2 separate regions of the Homo sapiens genome follow, and region 1 is linked to region 2. Evidence: read pairs that join two places in POLR2A ChIA-PET (ENCODE). Cell type or tissue: GM12878. All regions are shown on one strand.

What was found. Peaks named below come from ENCODE experiments on the same cell type or tissue, not always from the same donor. Only the 100,000 strongest peaks of a DNase experiment are listed, where the experiment ranks them.
Region 1: POLR2A ChIA-PET joins it to region 2 with 5 read pairs; 2 of 35 experiments call an interaction of 5 or more read pairs at or near these places.

Annotation. Positions count from the first base shown.
Region 1 is chr7:130,947,021-130,952,020 of GRCh38, reverse strand. All of the region lies in intron 5 of LINC-PINT (long intergenic non-protein coding RNA, p53 induced transcript), which reads left to right. Among named protein-coding and RNA genes, the nearest start is that of LINC00513, 36 kb to the right of the region's middle. RefSeq lists a silencer at 958-1,126. In GM12878, no CTCF peak of the experiment used is centred here; no DNase peak of the experiment used is centred here; H3K4me3 peaks cover 1,526 bases; H3K27ac peaks cover 3,096 bases.
Region 2 is chr7:131,450,781-131,455,780 of GRCh38, reverse strand. All of the region lies in intron 12 of MKLN1 (muskelin 1), which reads right to left. Among named protein-coding and RNA genes, the nearest start is that of PODXL, 100 kb to the left of the region's middle. In GM12878, no CTCF peak of the experiment used is centred here; a DNase peak (open chromatin) is centred at 190.

The DNA.
Region 1 (5,000 bases), 500 kb after region 2:
GAAGAGCCTGGACTGTGATCACCTGCCCACATTTAGTAGGGTTGACAGCACCAGAAACAAAATCTGGCTCAGACCAAACATGAAGGTCTGTTACTAATGATGTAATTTCCGTCAAAATCCCCCATTTGGGTTGCACAGACAGACTGGGTTTGACTATAGAATGAAGACGGATTGTGCTGCACGTTGTCATGGGGGGCCATCGTGTTCTGTGTAGACCATTGTCTTTGTTGTACATATGCGATGAAGGCCTACAGAAAATTGATGTCACTTACTACAGCTGACTTCCCGGATCTCACTGTGTGGAAGATGCGACTTCTCCCAAGGCCCTGCTCAGCATAGTCACGGTTTTGTTTATGTTCTTAGTGTTGTTTGATAGATGCCACACATGCATAGAGGACTGGGATGTGGCGCCCATGACTTGGCAGGCGGGAGAAGCACACTTGAGGAGGCAGCTTTCCACTCTCCAGCTGCTGATCCGTGCCATCCCAGTGCCCCTGCATCTCCCAGCGGTTCTGCACACACTGCCCACTCTCCACCTCCTGCATCTCACTACTTACTCTCAGTAACTGGCCATCCCTCTGCTGTCACAGAGGGAAGAGAGTCCAGAAGGTGGACTCACTTAGGTTCTCGCTGTGAATCAGCACTCTTCATCTGCACCTGCCTGGCTTTCCTTGCCTCCTGTTTCAGTGGAAGGGGAGTCCTTCCTCGTGTCCAAGGCCCTGAACCCCATGCCCTTCCCTCTCACCTTCTCAAAGACTTTCTCTCTCTGACCGTGTACTTTTTATTCCCCACTGACTTTGTCCTGCGAGCACTGAAACCTACTTAAGTCTTTCCCATTTTAAACAACACAGGCCTTCAGTATCACCCTGCCTTTCATTACCTCTCCATTCACTTCTCCTGCCAGGGCCAGCCTTTTGGATGGATTGTCTCTAGTTACTCCCTCCCTGTCCTCACTCCTGCCCACCCCTCAGGCTGTTCCAGTCTGGCTTTTGCACCGGTGACCAAGTGGATTCCGCTGTAGCCAAAGCCAATAGTCGCCCTCCTCTCTTTCCTGTGGGCCACGTTCGTCAGATGCATTTGGATTCTTGTCTTCCCCAACCTCTCAGTGGTGAGCAGGCTTTGACTCGTTCTCCTCCCTGGCCTTTGAAGACTCACCCTACCCTTCTTGCTTTTCCTTCTCATTGCCCTTTTCAGGTTCTTTCTATCAGTCTCTAAGCTCCTTACTAATATTCCAGTGCCCACTGGGCATCTGCACTTGAATATCTTTTTGGCACCTCATATCCAAGAGGTTCCAAATTGATCCAAATACCCAAGCTTGAAACCTGTGACTTATTGATCCTTTCTCCTCACCTTCAGAATCCAGTAAGAAGGCAAATCTGGTCAGAATTCTACCTATCAACAATTTTCAAACCCATCTACTTTATCTGTCATGTCCTTCTTCTTGGTCACCATGACCTTTTATCTGTGTTAATGGATTAGCAACTCTCTCCCTGCTAAATTTTCCCTAATCCATTCTCTGACTGCCTTCAGGGCGATGCTTCTAAAAGCATCCTCATCCTTCTCCTTCCCTGCTTTAATTCTTACCCATTTGTTAAATGTCCTGTACCCAGATTGATGGGGGCCTCTGCAGAGCACGTGTTCCAGCCTGTGCATAACCAGGTCATCACAGCACTAACAAGTTCATGGGGAGTTGGAGAAGAGAGTTGTTTCCCACTCCACAGAACTTTATGAAAATCCCAAATGTAAATCAACCACTCCTGCCCCAGAGCTCTTGGTCATGGGCTTTGTATCCCTTCCATCCTTCCTCAGCCTCTCCCATCTGTAGTAACCCTACCCTATTTCTCCCTCTTTACTTATTCAGAGCATCACAGTTCTTTCCTGAATGTTCTGATCCTTAAGTTTCATTCCTGTCTTGTCTTTGTTTGGGTTTCCCTAGAAGCAGATTTTGAAAAAACATGCAATCTGGTCTGACTTCACTACTTAGGAGCTGTGAGACCTCTCTGTGCCTCAATTTCCTCATCAGTAAGATTCTACTTTATAGGATTGTAAGGAAGATTAAATTATGCATAGAAAGTTTTAAAGCCCTATCTGACCTATAATGGTGGTCAATAAAGCTTGCTGTGATAACAGTGATTACTATTATTATTAAAAATATCACTACCTTCGGGTTGCCATCCTCAACCAATCTAGCTAGAACAGATTAGAGCCCCCTCTTATGTGTACTAATAGCATTGTATGCCTCCTTTACATTGTAATTGCCAGTTTGCTACAGGAAGGATGATGAAATATTGTTCATCATCTAGCACCTAGCCCAGTGCCTGGCAGAGTTATACAAGATGTACTCAAGTATTTTTTGAACAAAATTAATGAATAAAATGACTTGTAGAAAGAGCCTTCCAATTACACTTGCTTTCTTACCTTTAAATAGCCACCTCTTTAAAAAAAATAAAACACGGCCAAGCATGGTGGCTCATGCCTGTAATCCCAGCAGTTTGGAAGGCCAAGGTGGGCGGATCACCTGAAGTCAGGAGTTCGAGACCAGCCTGGCTAACATGGTGAAACCCTGTCTCTACTAAAAATACAAAAATTAGCTGGGCATGGTGGCGTGTGCCTGTAATCCCAGCTACTCAGGAGGCTGAGGCAGGAGAATTGCTTGAACCGAGGGGACAGAGGTTGCAGTGAGCCGAGATTGCACCATTGCACTCCAGCCTGGTCAATAAGAGCGAAACTCCATCTCAAAATTAATAAATATATTAAATAAAACACAACAAACAAAATAGAACTCTTCTCCAGGGGCTTGTCTTTAAATCTGGCATTGCTCAGTGACCTTGGGGAAGCCTCTTTAGACATCTGAGTCCTGGAACAGTTCTATCTGAGAGCTTCTGTCCAGCTCTAGAATTCTTTAAATCTGTGGTAATAGCACAAAATGGGTATCGAGTACATTTTAAGGACACTCAGAGTTTCCCTTATGCTTATGTTTTTTCCTGTTGATGAGAAAATGTCATCATGTTGCTTGGATTTGTAGGTTCTTTCCTAGTTGTGGGGAATTTTTCCAAGCTGGCTATTATGAGAGGGTCTCAAAAAAAAACCACAAAGAAGTTTGGTATATTATGTTCAAATTACACACAGTATCCCTTCTTATTTTCACTTTTGATCTGGATTTTCACTTCTGAGCTGACTTCTATAATTTATATTTAAAGAATTTAGTCTCAGAAATAAGGTCATTTGATGCTTGCATCATTGACACTCCTAAACCTTTCTTGCATTCCAAATCGGAAACTTATTCAGGACTTCTAATTCTGATGGTTTCTTTCTTTCTTTCATATATTTATAGATGAAATATATATATATATATATACACAGATAAGACTATATCTATATGTAAATACAGATACTTAAAATATATATGTATATATTTTAATCGTGGTAAAATATGTAACAGAAAAATTACCATCTTAACCATGTTTAAGTACACAGGTCATTGGCATTAAATACATTCATGTTGTTGTGCACCCATCACCATCATCCATCTCTGGAATCTTTTCATTTTGCAAAACAGAAACTCTGTCCTCATTAAACAACAACTCCCCATTCCCTCCTCCCCCCAGCTCCCCTGAAAACCATCATTGTACTTTCTGTTTCTTTGAATTTGACTATTCTAGGTACCTCAAATAAGTGAAACCCTACAGTATTTGTCCTTTTGTGACTGGCTTATTTCACTTAGCACAATGTCCTCAAGGTTCGTCTAATGTTGTAGGATTACAACAACATTGTAGCATTGACATGATTTCTTTGCTTTTTAAGGCTGAATAATATTCCGCCATGTAGATATGCCACATTTTATATATCCATGTGATGGACACGGGTTGATGGACACAGGTTGCTCTCATGTTTTGGCTGTTGTGAATAATGCTGTTAGGGACGTGGGTGTACAAATACCTGTTTTAGTTCCTGCTTTCAGTTCCTTTGGATCAAATAAGTTATTGATCCTTCTCTATTGACGCTTCTGTTTTCATGGACTCTTGCCTTACTCTTTTGATCATTTACTGTTCCTCCCCCCATCGACCTTTGGGCCATTTTTCTGGTAATGTCCCTACTATCAAGGTTCTCATACTTCAGTTGGACCTCACAGAACTGCTGCCTGGAGAAAACAGTTTGACAGCTAAAAAAAAAAATATGATTCATTATCACCTCCTACACACACACCAATTCCTACTGTTTTCTGAAGGTATACCAGTGGTTCCTAAATTAAAAAAAATCTCTTGGTCATAGGGCAAATTTTTGTAGCTATCGATACTCTGTATTTTGAAATTTAACTGTTGATAATAGTAGCTTCTTGATGTATTAGTCCTCTAATTGTGAAACTGTTATCTGTTTCTTATTATGAAAACAATATATGACAATCACAGAAAATTTGTAAGGTGTAGAAAAGTATTACACACAATGGCACTACCTAAAAGCAACAACTATTAACATTCTGATGCATAGGCTTCCAGTCTCTTTCATGTAAATTTTTACATAGTAAAGATCACATTGTTTTGCACCTTCTTCTTTGCATTTAATAATAAATATAAGAATTTCTGGCTGGGTGTGGTAGTTCATACCTGAGTAGCTGGGAGATTGAGATGGGAGGATAGTCTGAGCCCAGGAGTTCGAGGTTACAGTGAGCTATGATTGTACCATTGCACTCCCCCTGAAGACCCCATCTCAAAAAAAAAAAAAATTTCTTGTTCAAAAGTATTTGCAAATATTTTCATGATTTTATAAAGCTGAGAAATATTTAGAGGGTGGTAATTAGCATAAATAGAATTTTTCCAGTTATAAAAACAATATATTACAGAAAATGCCAACCATCTCAAGATTATAAAGAAGTAATAAAAAATCTAATGTCTCCGTCTGCCCTTTTTAAGCTTTTTTAATGTATCCTAATCCAGTCTGGAGACCAGCTTGTCCCTCCCTTCTTCTTCACTTTCTTTCTTACCTGGCAACATTAGTATCAT
Region 2 (5,000 bases):
AGCCACCATGCCTGGCCAATTTAACAGTTTCTAATGGGTATATTTGCGGGGGAGGAGGGAAGGACAAAAGACCTGCAACATAAACGATTTTAAAAACTTTAAGATTCAACTGCTAAAAAGCTCAACTAAATGCCAGGACCTTAACCAGTCTTTAACCTTAACCAGTTTAGAAACTGACTCACAAAGAAAAATTAATCAAGCAGATCAGTAAACGTTAATCATTAACATATTTTGAAAGAACATTTATCTGAAAAAAACAGAAAATAAGAATGATACAACAATTATCACTGCCAACTCGTTATTTTTATAATTGTTTTAGGAAGTTACAATGATAATCCTTCAACTCTATTTCTTCTTTAACATCTTTAAAACTCAAAATAGAACAGCTAAAGGGGAAGTAAAAAAATTTTATCTATATGTCTGAATCACATCTTTTCTCTTCCTTCCTTGGTTTATCCTCTAAGCAAATGGGAGAGATTGTCAGAATATTTAACATAAAGAAACCCTGTGGGAGGGGGGATAAAAAAAAAGTTAACAAATATTTTCGAAGTCCTTTGAATTCCTGAGGAAGATATGTTATTGCATTAACTTATGAATTAATCTCAACTCTATTTTTGCTTCACGGTCCAATGCACATATTCATTACTGATTAGCTAAGACAAAGGAAAAGAACAGTTTTCAGAGCTGTCACAGAAATACAGAATCTAATAAAAAATAGCTTTCCACAAATTCACTATTTGTTAGGATATTTTCAGCTCCAAGTAACAGAAAACCTAACTAACAGTAGATTAATTAGCTCATGTAACAAAATTTTGCAAGTAGACAGCTCCAAGATTGTTTCAGAGTTCAACCAAATCATGGTGCTAGGTTAACTTTCTGCAATTTTCTTGGCCGCCTTCTCATTTTTGAAACTTGCCAATACCAACTCTAAGCATCACATCCTTATATAGAGCACCCAAAGCAGGGAGGCAAAGAATTCTTTCAGCATCTCTCTACTGTCATCAGGGAAGACATTTTTGTCAAATGTCCTCCAGTAGACTTTCTTTATGTCTCATTGGCCAGAATTGTGTCACATGGGAGGAAGGTAAAGTGAAATAATTTGCCAAAGGATAATAATGACTGGTTTAGACTAATCATGATTAACCATTCATGCCCTGGGGTTAGGCAACTTGCCATTAAACAAAATTATGGTTTGGTTAACAGAAGAAAGGGCCAATGACTTTTGGGAAAGCAAACAACAGTGTCTGCCACATCCTTCTCTTTGAAAGTTGGGACATTTTAAATGTTGGATGGGGCCCTATTAAGCACTAGCAACAACTCCAGTTCAGAACTAACTTCTATTATTTTACTTGAATCTTTCTACCACTCATCATTTATTTTTTGTAAATTTGCAACTAGCTTTTGACACTCAACAATATTTACTGATTTATCTCAGCTGTATTAAGCTATAAAAAACTGAACTCTTTGAATGGATCAACCAATTTATTTACTGGTGGACAATCAAATAAATAAAAATCAAATAAGTTGATGGTCAATCCGTCTTCAGATTTTTTCTCCTTGCATACAATACTACAATAAATATCTCTGTATAGCTTATTTTTTGTGGATCTATAAAAGTATATGAGTAGGAAAAGTTCGTGGAGTAAAATGCTTAGTCAAAAAAATATATTTTTTGTATTTTAACAGATAATGATAAAGTACTGTTAAAAAAAAAAAAAAAGGCTGTACCAAATACATTTCAACCAGAATGTAAGACACCTGCTTCCTCATGGCCATACCAACATTCACTGAGTGATTTTTTAATTTACACTTAAAAGTTATGAATAAAGCTGAGCATCTGTACATGTGTAAATTTACTGGCAATATGAATTATTTTTTCTTCGAAGTATCTATTCATATAATTTGTCATTGTTCTACTACAGGATTATCCACTTTTATTGGTTTATAAGAGCCTTTTGTTCATTGTAGGAAATAAGCTTTGTCTTAATTGCTAGTTTGTCATTATTTGATATTTTAACAATTTTTTATATTTTTTAATTTTGCAAAAATCAAACATTCCTTTTCTTTATGATTTCTGGGTTTGTGGCATGTTTAGAAGGGTCTTCTCTTAATCCTAGATTATTAAAAATAATTGGAATTATAATTTTATTTCTTAAGTATGAAACTTAAGTTCACCTAGAATTTTCTTTGATGTACAAAAGTCAAGTAGGGATCCAGATTTTCCCATTTATTCATATTTATTTATTTACTTATTTAAAGAGAAAGAGTCTTGCCGTTGCCCAGGCTGGAGTCAGATTTTCCTTTTTTTTAAAATACTGCCAAGTCTTAAGCAATGTCTCCATGTCATATACTGTTTAATCTATTCTTTCTCTCTGACTGGAAATGCCAACTTTACCATATACTAAATTCTCATATGTATTTGGGGACATTTTTATACTATCTGCTCTATTTCATCCCATTAGTCTGTACTTTGGCAAATTGTAGCTTTATAAATATCTGGTAGTGCCAGTACTACTTCATTAACTTTCAAAATTGTTGTTAGTGTTCTTGCATGTTTGTTTTTACATGTGAACTTTAATTCTCATTTACTATCAAGTAACCTAAATATCATATCTAAAAATATAAAATACTCTTGTAAGCTTGTAACTAGCAAAAACACCCCTGGGAGGGTAGAAGGGGGAAATCAGGGAAAGTTATTATTACCAATAATTTTGAGAGGCAAAAAGTAGATACTCTGTTTGAATAATGACACATCAAATACAAAACATACTAAACTGACAGCAATGAAGCCTAATTATGTTGAAAATAAGCGCTACCATTTTCTAGTCCAGTAACTAATCTATGTTAATGACAGCAAATCATCAGCTTCAAAGTCTTCTCTGTGTTGCCAGTTTGGCTTTACTCATTTAATTGGTAAAAGTATAAAAGGATCGGCCGGGTGCAGTGGCTCACGCCTGTAATCCCAGCACTTTGGGAGGCCGAGGCGGGCGGATCACAAGGTCAAGAGATCAAGACCATCCTGGCCAACATGATGAAACCCCGTCTCTATTAAAAGTACAAAAATTAGCTGGGCGTAGTGGCGCATGCCTGTAATCCCAGCTATTCGGGAGGCTGAGGCAGGAGAATCGCTTGAACCCGGGAGGCAGAGGTTGCAGTGAGCCGGGATTGTGCCACTGCACTCCAGCCTGGCGACAGGGCGGGACTCCATCTCAAAAAAAAAAAAAAAAAAAAAAAAAGTATAAAAGGATCAGAAACATAAAGAGTTATGACCATACTAATTTTTTAAAATGTCAGTAAGCACAATAAGCACATTCCCAGGGCCAAAATGAAAATCAGTATGATTTTGCTTTTAAGGTTTTCATAAAAATTTATTTATAGATAAATCAAGTTCTGTAGATGTAAACTCACATAGCCCTCATATCTTAGTTTCACAGCCTGATAACAGCAGAAGGGAATGAAATTTAATTTTCAAAATTTTGGAGCTAGATGAGGTCTTATGATCAACTGGTCCAATCTCCTCATTTTCAGATGAATAATCAGGTTCAGAGAAGTTATATAATTTTTCTAGAATTACAGAGGGATGAGTGGCAGACCCAGACAAAGAGAGACCAAGTCTTCTGATTCTCAATTTGCTATTCTTTCAATGGTACCAATCTGCTATAATGGTTAGAACAGGATGGAATAAACAATGGCAGATGTGGGAAAACAGAGTGGACACAATTTAAAAATCAAAACAAGTAAATACATAACTACTAAAGAACAAGCATCAGGTTGTAAGACCTCAGTATTACCAATACTTGACTTAGCATTTGGCAAATGAAGAAGGTTCAATATATGCTTCTTCCTTGAATGAATACGAACAGGAGAAAGCACTCTTACTATAGTAGACTGAGTTTCTATAGAAAACTACAAAACTCTGGTGGTGTGACAGACCATCTTCTACACATAAGTTTCAATTAGTGTTAAATACAGAGCTTACATATGGGGAATCTGCTAAACCCCTTGTGTTCACAGTCTTACTTGCCAAAAGTTTCTCAGAAATAAACTCAAGTTTTAGATATGCTGAATTTTGATGTAATTATGTATGTATTAGACACAATGCTAATAAATCCCTTAAAGCAGCTGCCAATCCATTGATTTAAATTATAATTTTCTTCTGAGGAGAGCATAAAATTGTTACACTGTAGTTTAAAAATAAGCATTAAAGTTTCTTCAGATCTTCAGATGTTAAATCTAAGATGGTACATTCAGATAATTATAAAGAGCAACAACTTAAGATTTTATAGTATCTGACAATACAGAATTATATAAACAGCAGTAATTTTACTATTAGCTATACCATCTCGGTGATCTCAATAGTTCAAACAAATTTACTCTATGAGCTCAAACAATCCCATTTGATACTCACATTGTAAATATAATTTTAATCAAATAAGCCACATTACTGAATCACAGATAAACACAGTAATTATATGTTAAGTCCATCTCAAATTACAGTAATTAACTGTAGTAAAAAATCTTTAGAACAACAGTTAACAAACAACAGAATGATTAATAAGCTACAGAGCATCTACATAATGGATAAAATTGGTGTTTTCTAAGAATATTTTAAAAATGTGGGAATTTAAATAGTATTCTGCCTTCTTAAAAGTACTTTTCACTGCTTACAATAAAAATCTAGTAAGAGAGAAAAAAATGTACTTTTTAAAAGTGAGGTAAAATAATTCTATGGGAGGACAATATAATATACCATGGTTCTGATGTGAGGTTTTCTGAACAGTCTAATTTAGTTCAGTAAAAGACTTTTAGGAGATCTAGAGTACTGAAACCACTGAATGCTCTTTAAGAAATCATGAACAAGTCTGTGTATTTCAGCTGATCTTTGTATAGGTTTTGAAAAGCACAGTCAAGATTTTACAGCCAGATGAATACCTAGAATTGCGTTAACAATGATGGCTAGAGCCACATGTTTTTATATTTCTAACCTGGGCTTAAGGCAT